Linked DNA regions of Homo sapiens: regions 2 and 3 are each linked to region 1. Evidence: chromatin contacts called from ENCODE Hi-C or POLR2A ChIA-PET data. All regions are on one chromosome and are shown on one strand. Each heading gives the region's core, a stretch centred on a gene start or an enhancer-like site at or near the end of the contact. The rest is flanking DNA. Distances are from core to core; before and after follow the strand shown.

Region 1 (3,616 bases), core at 338-2,837:
TTCTCCTGGGCAGAAAACTGGGGCAATTAACCCCCAGAAGCACCAGAGTTGCTTTTAAGAGAGCAGTTGGGTGGGGGAGGGGTGTTGCAGGTGAAACTGGGCTAGGGGCTTGTGCTTTGCCTCCGCAGCCAAAGGGTTACACCGAAGAGGGGAAAGCCAATTAGGAGAAGGGAGGTAAAATAGAGGTTTGGGAAGGAAAAAGGATGGGAGAAAAAGAAAAGATCGTTTAACCCTTGCAGAGGCGCCTCCTTCCTGAGCATGAAGATCCTGGCTAGAGGAAGGGTGTGTGTACCGGGGTGAGAGGGCAGTGGAGCAGAGAATAGGGGTAGAGGAGAGGGGCGTGTGGGAGAGAACAGGAGAAAGGAGTGGTTACATTATCTCAGCCCCCAGCCCACCCCTGCTGCAGTCGGCAAATCCGTGGCGCCCTCCCCTCGGTTCCATCAAAGGTCCCTTCGGTCGAGGGGCAAGAGCCGAGAGAAGGGCAGGTCCGGGCGGGCGAGTGGCCTCGCCTTCTCCTCCTCTTCCTCCTCTGGGTCGCGGTCGCCCTCCTCCTCCGGCTCCGGGTCGGCCCGCGCCCGCAGCTGCTGCTGCGGCGGCGGAGGCGACTGCTGCTCGGCGTCCGGGTGTCTCCGGGGCGGGGGCTGCTCCGGCTCGTCCTCTGGCTGCTGCCCGCCGTCCGGCGCGGTCGCGACTCCGGCCTTCATGATCCTCCTCCTCCTCCCCCTTCCCTGGGGGCCAGCCCTGAGCCCCCGCGCCCGGGCAGCGCTGCCATGCAACCAGAGGCGAGGCCGGCGTGGGGGTGGGGGCGGCTGGGGAGTGAGGAGGGGGAGTAATAAAAAATGAAATAATACTAGTGGAATAATTCGGTTCTCAGGCAAGAGTGCTTCTGGAGGGTGGGGGCGGAGGAGGGCGGCTGCCGGGTCTGCTCGGCAGCTCTGCCCCCGCTACCCCCACCAAGGGCGGCCTCGGCCCGCTCTCTGCCCCCCCACCCCGCCCCTTCCTCCTCTCCACCGCCTCTGGCTGGCTAGGCTCGCTGTTGCTACCTCTCCTCGCAGATGCAACGAGGTAAGGCTTGTTTGCGGTGCCAGCTGAAGGTGGGGAGGGGGGAGCGAAGCAGTGTGGCCGAGGTGGGAGGCAGCCGGCACTTGGCTCCAGCTTGGTCCTCGCGACTCCCCAAAACCGTATATAAATATATCTCTTATAAAAGCCGAGAGGAAGCAAATCAGATTCCAGGCTGCTGCCAGGTGTTGTCTCGTCTTCCGCCGTTGCTCAGCACCCGCCGCTGCCCCCACTGGCTCGATTCCCAAAGGGGTGGTGCTGGAAGGGAGGTGGCGGGGCGGCGAGCTGACCGTCCGAGAACTGGAAACAAGGTTCTTGCAGCGAGGGAGGCTCTCGGCTATCTCCGCCGCCGGCGCCGCGGCCGCCGCTGCTGCATTCAGCACCCCGGGCGAGTGGACAGCTCCCACCCAGACCCCGCGCGTCACGCTCGTGGGGGCCTGACGCAGACGCCGCGGAGGGATGGAGGAGGGAAAGGGGATGAGAGGAAAAGAAGCTGGAGGGAGAGGGAGCAAGAGGAGGAGAGAACTGTGCGAGGGAAGGGGATGGGGAGGGACCAAGGGAAAGGGAGGTAACCAGGAGAGGGAGGGATTTAGGAAGGGAAGGAGGAGGGAGCGAAGTGAAGAGTAAAAGAAAGAAGGAGAAAGGCCACGGGGAGGGAGGGGAGCGATTCAGGCACTAACTCTTGCATTTCACCTCAGCAGGAACGTGTCGGTGTGGAAGGTCTGGTTGTAGACTCTCTGCCCACTGTCCACTATCACAGCTCCTCTCATTGCACATACAAGACACAGACACCTGTCAACCAGAGACCGTTTCTCTGTTCACATAAACATTTAAAGTAGATCTCAGTCTGCAAGCTTTCGAGGAGATAAAGTTTTGTGACTTCCACAATGAAGCTGGGACTTGATGGAGATTAAATTCCTCATGACTAAGGAAATGCTTGAGACATGAGACATGAGAAGGAAATGTTTCATTGAGGCTTGAGACATGAGAAGGAAATGCTTCAAATTTTCAAACAGGGAGGAGGTTGCTAGTACCATTTTTTTGTCAGCTTCTTCGCCTAGAATTTAAGCTCCAATTGACAGAGATAATTTTTTTAATTCATTTGATCCCGTGTGCCTAAGTCAGAGATGGCATCTAGTAAATGTTCAATGCATATTTGTTGAATGGCTTGTGGCCACCATCACCACAGTCATCATTACTATAAGTCACAGTGCTCTTTCAATTGTGAGTCATAAGAATCCAGAGCAATATTTCAGCTTCGTCTTCACCAACATCCCCAGCCTCCTCCCTATTCAAGCCTTTCACTGAGCCGCTGACAAGAGGTAATTTGAAATGGATTTTAATTTCCTCTCCTATTTCTGCTACTGACTCATGTCACCCTACCCTATTTTTCTCAAGGAGTTTCTTGAGCAGCAAAGTGCCCCTAAATGTGAAGAGCAAGAAAAAGAAGGAAACTTAAAGTGGTCTATATAAAACCTCAGTGTTTGCAGCTGTAGACTTTGGTCACTGAAAACTTAGGATTGCTTTTTTTGCCTTTCCTTATAAACCTCTCTCCCCCACCCCGCTCTCTCTCTCTCTCTCTCTCTCTCACACACACACACACACACACACACACACCCCTCTAGGGCCATAGAGAAGATATGCCAGTGATTCATCCAAACAGCCATGGTAATGCCTTTACAAATATTGGAGCCATAGACAGAGTAGCATGCAAAATTTCTGCAGCAAAATATCATTGGAACGAAGTTCAGTCCAATGAGTCATAAGAAAACTACCCCTTTGCTGCCATCTCTATGAAATGATTCATTCCTACAAGCTCTAAGGAGAAAGGACCTACATCTCAGTCTTGGTTAACCCAGCATGGCTACTTGTCTGAATCATGCCCCAGGACTCACCATGGATGCTGAGACCCAGCCCAAGGTGCTCATTTAAAGATGATACTAATATTTTTAATAACTACAAAATAATATTTATTGATTAATATCAGCACAAATACTGTGCAGCAACAAAAAACCTCTTTATTTCAAAAATTCTATTTGTTCTTCAAGAAAATATTTTGTGTTCCACATCACTCTGTATCTGTTTCTGGTATTGCAGAAATCATAGTCTATATAATAATTATCTCACCATACATTCATCTCCCTTTGTCTGACTCAGAGCTTCTTTAAGGCTGGGATCAGTATCTATATTTGTATCACCAGCACATAATGCAGCACCTGAAGTTAAGTAGGTGTTCAAGAAAATGGACTCTGAATAAATAAGTGGCTTTTTTATTTCAGTGAAGCTACCATATTTCTCCCCTTCAGCCTGGACACATACATGTGAGTGCTCCCACATATGACTGAATATCTGCTTTACCTAAAATTGAGTTTTAGGGTTTTGTGCTCATTAAATTCTAGCTCCAAGTGTGTTGTGCAAGTAAATTAGGGCAGGAGATAGAAATGCCATATGAGACCTATATCCAGAGTCATAGAAATGGATGATGTCCGGCCAGGCATGGTGGCTCATGCCTGTAATCCCAACACTTTGGGAGGCTGAGGCGGGTGGATCATCTGAG
Region 2 (3,389 bases), core at 797-3,296, 290 kb after region 1:
AAGTTGCGAAGCTCCACCCGGCAGCGCATGGGTAGCTGCAAGGGGTGGCTGCTCAGTGGACGCCGGGTTGAGGGACAGAAGGAAAGTTGCTGGCTGCGGGCTCCTCCATGCTCTTCTCCTCTCTCCCCAGTGCAAGATGTCTCTGAACGGGCAGCGTGGGGAGTGCTGGTGTGTGAACCCCAACACCGGGAAGCTGATCCAGGGAGCCCCCACCATCCGGGGGGACCCCGAGTGTCATCTCTTCTACAATGAGCAGCAGGAGGCTCGCGGGGTGCACACCCAGCGGATGCAGTAGACCGCAGCCAGCCGGTGCCTGGCGCCCCTGCCCCCCGCCCCTCTCCAAACACCGGCAGAAAACGGAGAGTGCTTGGGTGGTGGGTGCTGGAGGATTTTCCAGTTCTGACACACGTATTTATATTTGGAAAGAGACCAGCACCGAGCTCGGCACCTCCCCGGCCTCTCTCTTCCCAGCTGCAGATGCCACACCTGCTCCTTCTTGCTTTCCCCGGGGGAGGAAGGGGGTTGTGGTCGGGGAGCTGGGGTACAGGTTTGGGGAGGGGGAAGAGAAATTTTTATTTTTGAACCCCTGTGTCCCTTTTGCATAAGATTAAAGGAAGGAAAAGTAAAGTGTGTGTCTTTTGCCTGAGTCTTTGGGGTCTTCCAGGGAGAGATGCAGAGCCTGGCCTAGGTTGGCCTACCCGCCATCATCCAGCTTTGCCCCTGGCTCCTAGGAAAATGGGAAAGGCCGTTTCCGTTTCCCATTCATGAAATGGCAATAAGAAGGAATGGGAACCTCCTGAATCCAGATCAAACCCTCCAGTGCAGCCCCAGGACTCCCAGGTGAGGCTTCTGCCCCCATGTGGCCCCTGCCTGGCGCTGTACAGGGGCAGGATGAGTCACGGGCTGGGGATGGGGAGATGTGGAGCGTGGGTCCGGCTTCCTCCCTCGCACATTCAGATAACACTGCAGTGGGAGATAAGGAACAGGAAACGTTGGGATTGGGGTTGTCTGGCCCCTGAAATAAAGGAGGCTCCCTCCTGCCCAGGGTGAGACATTTCCACTCAGCCCCCAAAGAAAGGGAGTAGGGCTGTGGTTAACTGGCTTATTCATAAGGATGACACCACTGAGAATTCAGATGCTGCTCTCTAAGGGGCCCAAGGGATTTGGTGTCCAGACCAGCAAATATCAATTGAAACAAAGGGCTATGAGTGTGTCAAGGTGTGCAGGCTGAGGGACTGTGGAAGGAGGCACAGAATGTGGCCTTTCTTAGCAGAGTTCCACATCAGAGCTCACCTACATCTGCCATTCTGTTCTGCTGGCCTCTCAACTCCAGTGAATTCCAGGGGGCTTATGCACCCCGACCCCTGCCTTTGCAATGGGCCATGGGGGGAGAAAGCTCACCATTTGAGGCCCACAGTCCCTGCCCCCCTAACCTTCCTCGGTACGTGGCCCAGGGCCTGGCCTCTCCTGTCACTCCCCTCTCCTGTGGCTGGAGTCTGATCCCTTCCCACAGAGGAGGGGCTCCCTAGGGGCCTGGCCCAATCCACTACCTTCCAGACCTTCCATCTGGTGAGTGTAGGGAGGCGGAGGGATGGCGGGCCCTTTACCAGGTGTGACATAAGTGTAGCTGGAATGCAAGACAGCTTTTGGAAATGGCACAAGATGAGCTTTCTTGGAGTGCAGGAAAACCAGATCCCCAAGAATAGATGGAGCCATGCCAGGAGGGTGTGTTCTAGGCTGCACCGGGCCAAGGCCAGCACTTGGCCACAGCCCCAAAAGTATTCATTCAGCGGATCCTTGTGCATCCGTGAAACAGGCACTATTGTTAGTTACACTTTACAGATGAGGAAAAGTGTAACTAGAAGTGCCCAAACTCTCCTGCCCTGGGTCTGGGGACCCCTAACTCCAGCGTGTGGCAGCCACCCACCCCTGAGTTATACTGGCCCCGTGGATGGAAGCAGGTGAGACGCTTGGAGAGGGCCTAGAGGGCTCTGGGCACTGGATGGACCTGGAGCTTGAAGCTCAGCAGTCCCTGCATGGGGTCTGATTGTCTTTCATTCGGCGCATGCGTGCTGCAGCTGGCCCTTCCCCCTGCCCTCTGAGTTGCTGCAAAGAGCAGTCAGCCCCGGGGCTGCTGTCCCCAGGTGGAGCTGCTATCCCTGGGTGGAGCAGCCCGTGCCTGCCCTCCTGGGAAGCCTGGTGTTTCTCAACCTCGGTGAACATTTGACTCGACGGCGGCACTTAAAACAAAAACTGATGCCAGTACCTCAGCTTCAGACATTCTGATGTAACTGGTTTGCCATGGAGCCCAGGCAGGGTCTTTTTCCTTTCTTAGGTTCCATGGTGATTGTGAACCAGGGAGGGATAAGGCAAGAAAAAGGCCGGAGTCAGGACACCTGGGCTTGGATCCTTTCCCACCACTTCGTTTTCCATTGCCTGGGGCTATGCTGTCCACCTTCTCTGAGCCTGTTTTCCTCATCTGTCTATTGGGGATGTTATCAGCCTCAAATAGCAGGGTGGTATTAGTGTGAGACTAGATGTGAAGGTGCTTTGAAAACTAGGACTGTATAAAACGGGAGGGGTTACTATGGGGCCATTGTTGGGTCAGGTGTTTGCCAGACCTCACGCCCCAGGGCTGCCACCTTGTCCATTCTTTGAACTTTTCCAGAGGGCTTCTGAGGATGCCACAATCTCCTTGCCCATTTCCCCTCCATTACCCTTAGTGCTCTTGTACCCAACCCTCTGAAGAGGTAGCTTTTATGGGTGAGTGGGTGAGCAGCACCTCCGCTGTGGCTCTAGCTGCAGGAACCACACTCACTGATGTGCAGTGCAACCTAGAAACCTTTGCCGAGAGGAAGCATCATTGCATCCACGTGGGAAGATGGCTGGCTGGGCAGGGATCTTGAAGATGTCAAGCACATCTCTCACCTGGAACTAACTGTGCCTCTTTGAACGTTAAGCAAACACCGGGGCTATACTGCCACTGTGTGGCAGCATGCAGAACTGCAGCTGAGCCTACATCGGGCCCTTGGAGAGTCTGTTGCATTGAAGAGGAGTGGTCCAGAAGGAGTCAGCTGGAGACGTTGTTACCACTGGCCCTATCCCAGATCCCCTGAGTTAGAAGCTCGGGGAGGGGCCTGGGAGTCTGCATTGAAACTTGCTTCCTGTGTGGTTCTTATGGAGGACTGGTTGACTTCATTTATAGGATCCAGGGCAAAATAAAAATATGGAGTCCCTTATTCAGAAATTATTAAGAATGTCAAGACAGAAATAGCAGAACATTAAACTAAGTGTCAGCCTTGTATGACTGCATGGGTCATGCCCACGGGGCTATCCCTCTTCTTATGCTCTCTACATTTGGACAGTCACCACTGTCATCCCTGAATCTG
Region 3 (3,494 bases), core at 716-3,215, 360 kb before region 1:
AGCAGACTCATTCCAGGCAACCTGATTCACAAGCCCTATGCTACTCCGCTCCAATTGACCCTGGGGCTTCTTAAAATCACATGCAAAATTCACTGACTTGTATTCACTGGATAGAAGCTAAGACAGGAGAGCATCTAAGATTTTAAAACAACCAGAACTATTAACTGAAACAGCAATCCTGGACAGAAAACTGGAAATACTCAAGCCTCTGAGGTTGAAACTAAGCTCAAGTCTGTATTTCATGTTACTAAGAGCCCTGACAAGTTCAGTGTATAACCTAAGCATAAAATTCTAGATTGCAGTTACCCACTACCTATTAGATTAGAGATAGATTATTCCATTTCTCCCTACACACAATAATCTAAAAATCTAAGTGGGAGTGTCATTGACAAGAGCAATCAAAATCACTGTATATTGTGTGTATGACTTTATATATATAATATACATGAGTTACATGTTTATATACATGTGTGCTTACCAAACAGCGAGGAGTAGATGGTAATTTCTAAGTACTACATCCTAGAAGAGGAAGATGGATAAGGGCAAAGTAATCAAAGAAGATTGCTTGAGAAGGCCTTGAAAATAGCTTTTGGGAAGGAGGAGCAAGGATAAAGGTCACCACTTGAGGGAGGGTTGGAGCCAATGAGTGGATTATTCCCACGGCCGCAAGGAGTGTACACTGTTTAATGTACTGGAAAATCAGAGTGGACAGGCAGGAAGGGGTTATGTAAGATCTCCAAAGTCAAGGGGGTGTTTGGACTTGATAGAGTAAGAAAAGGTAAATCATTCCTTAGAAAAAGTTGTGCAAGCTGTATTACGTGAGTTTCATACTTCAAAAGAAAGAAACCCTGGCTTTAGTATTTGCTTACTCAACCCTGGAATTCCACCTGAAATACTGTTTCCTAATTCCATTTTAAATATTCTGTTTCTGTCATGTCTACCCCTGAGGCATGACCTAGTCCAGCCTCGATTTCAGCAAACTCAAGATAGAAAATGATTGCTTAAAATCACAGCCCTGAACAAAACTGGGCTGGTATGGTCTCTTCACAAAGCCTCTTAGCTTATTGCTAATGAGCATTACATTTCCTCACACTTCATAGCTTAACCTGTAATGAATCAACATCCTAGTGAATAGGCTGCCCCTTGATGAAACATGCATTTTTTTCATGTGAAAAATATTTCCTTATACTCAGTCACTGGAATCGTCTTCGTTGGGTAATAAAATTGAATGAGAAATAGACAACTTTTTTGCTGAGTGGCACAGAAATCCACAGTCGCCCGTTTCACTGTAATATACCGATCAAATACCCAGTCACAGTTGTATTTTATCAGACCCCTATGGAAACTTCTGATCAACTTCTCTCCCTTACTTCCCTGCCCAGGTAGGACACCCGAATTCTTGGCACTTTGCACAGACATCCAGCTGGGTCTCAGGTGTCTCCGAAGATTTGTGCTTTTCGGCAAAAATCTTACTCAAGGAACAAACCCAAAACATCCCATAAGGAACCAAGGGGCTGAGATGGCGCCTCCGCGTGCCCTTCCAGCAAGCCCACCTCCCCAACTCACACAAGCACACAGGTGTCCACACTCTCGGCGCCCGGCTACGGCCCAGGTAAGCCCAGATCCCGGCCCGGGCGGCGCACCCACCTGACGAGGGGCTCCTTCTCAGGCAGGGCGCGCTCCTCCAAGCACTCGCACCCGCAGCAGCAGCACACGGTTCTCAGCCAGTCCCTCAGCCCCATGGAGAGCGAGGGCCCCCACCGGCGCCGGAAGCCTGGGGCCGAGTCGCCGCGGCGAGCGATCGAGGCTGGGGCGCGGCCACCGCGCCAGCGTCCAGGTGCGGGGACAGCGGCAGCCCGGGCGTCGCGGGCTGGTCCGCGCGCATCACGCCGCGGCCGGGGACGCGGGCGAGGGCTGCAGGCCGCGCGCCCTCCTCTCCTTGCGTTTTGTTTGGGGCGTGAGTTTTCTTCGGGCTTTTTTTCCCCTCTTTTAATTCCCCGAGCGCAATTTGGGGCGCATGCGTCCACGAGACGCCCCGCTACCGCCCTCTAAGGGTGAAGCAGGGACTCCAGCCAGTCCTCAAAATCCCAGGGCACCGGAGGCTGGCAGCCGGGCTGGGGGAGGGCGGGGAGGGGAAAGCCCTGGAGCCACAGAGCACGAGGTTGGGCTGAATCTATTCGTACCTTTTATTGGCTTCACTGCGCGAGGAAATTAAAGATCCTCCCCCACCCCTACAGGCCTTCAAAGCAGAGTTTTGGGCATGTTTTTGATGTCAGCTCCACACAGAGTAAAAGTTACCAAAAGAGCATGGATTGATGCATATCGGCGTAGGGTTTTTTTTTAAATAATATATTTACAATGATTTGAAAAATTGTTTTCAAACCTCCTAGTCCTTAAATAGCCCCTATTTGTGAGGCAACCACTTGTGAGTTTCCAGAGCTATTTATATATAGTTGTATTTATTTGTGCTTGTACAAACTTGTTAATATATGTGCCTGTCCTCATCCCTTTGACCCAAACAGCGGCATACTCCACACATTTCTGCACCTGGCTTTTTTGACTCAGTGTATCATGGAGGCTGTCCCTTGTCAGCGCGTGGATATCCTCCTCTCATTTTAACAGTTGCATGCTAAGCAGTTTTAAGGATGCCCACATGTTACTTACTCAGACCCCTATTGATGGACATATGGGTGGATTCCGGCCTTTCATTATTAAGATAATGCTGCAGTGAACATTCTTGAACCAAAGTATTTGAACACGTCTGCAAGAATGTCTATTGGATAGGCCGGGCGCGGTAGCTCAAGCCTGTAATCCCAGCAAGTTGGGAGGCCGACGCGGGCGGATCATGAGGTCAAGAGATTGAGACCATCCTGGCCAACATGGTGAAGCCCCGTCTCTACTAAAAATACAAAAATTAGCCGGGCATGGTGGCGGGCGCCTGTAGTCCCATCTACTCAAGAGGCTGAGGCAGGAGAATTGCTCGAACCCGAGAGGCGGAGGTTGCAGTGAGCCGAGATCACGCCACTGCACTCCAGCCTGGGTGACAGAGCAAGACTCCGTCTCAAAAAAAAAAAAATAAAATTAAAGATATATATATCTATTGGATAAATGTTTGGCAGTTGAATTGCTGGGTCATTGGTCAGGTGCCTTTTTAATTTTGATGGATCTTGCCAAATTGCTCCCCAAAGAAATAATCCGAATTTACTCTCTGACCAGCAACATATGAAAGTATCTACTTCCCTATACCCTCGCCAAATGCAAGGTTCAATCTAAAGTTTTGTCTTTTCCAGTCTGATTTATTCAACAAATATTTATGGAGCATCTCATCTGTTATGTGCTGGGTATTTTCTAAGAGCCGGGAATAAAGCAGTGAATGAAACAAATACAAATCTTTACTCTAATGGAGCAAACGTTCTAGTGGGAAGTCAGACAAAGTATTATTCAATATGTTAGGAGTCCATATGTACTATGGAGAAAAATAAGGCAGGGAAGGG

What was found. Hi-C counts contacts between places; a loop is a spot of excess contacts on that map. ChIA-PET counts read pairs that join two places held with the same protein, here RNA polymerase II (POLR2A). Pooled maps may share reads with other maps.
Region 2: a pooled map shows a loop between it and region 1 (2.5-fold over the local background). The contact joins the enhancer-like site here to the promoter of MARCHF4 in region 1. A Hi-C loop is called at or near these places in 1 of 50 pooled maps. POLR2A ChIA-PET finds 5 or more read pairs at or near these places in 2 of 52 experiments (HEK293 and OCI-LY7).
Region 3: a loop to region 1 is called in a pooled map, with 2.8 times the contacts of the local background. The contact joins the promoter of MREG here to the promoter of MARCHF4 in region 1. A Hi-C loop is called at or near these places in 4 of 50 pooled maps.

Annotation. Positions count from the first base shown.
Region 1 is chr2:216,370,896-216,374,511 of GRCh38, forward strand. It overlaps MARCHF4 (membrane associated ring-CH-type finger 4), which reads right to left and starts at 1,588. Exons shown (of 4, transcript NM_020814.3): 1 at 1-1,588.
Region 2 is chr2:216,663,810-216,667,198 of GRCh38, forward strand. IGFBP2 (insulin like growth factor binding protein 2) reads left to right here. Exons shown (of 4, transcript NM_000597.3): 4 at 131-627. The coding sequence ends at 295. Among named protein-coding and RNA genes, the nearest start is that of IGFBP-AS1, 29 kb to the right of the region's middle. Within about 2 kb of position 2,047, at least 10 of the 41 ENCODE cell types and tissues checked have a DNase peak (open chromatin) inside an H3K27ac peak, as active enhancers do.
Region 3 is chr2:216,011,586-216,015,079 of GRCh38, forward strand. It overlaps MREG (melanoregulin), which reads right to left and starts at 1,966. Exons shown (of 5, transcript NM_018000.3): 1 at 1,648-1,966. The coding sequence starts at 1,742. RefSeq lists an enhancer at 1,021-1,788 and a silencer at 1,761-2,170.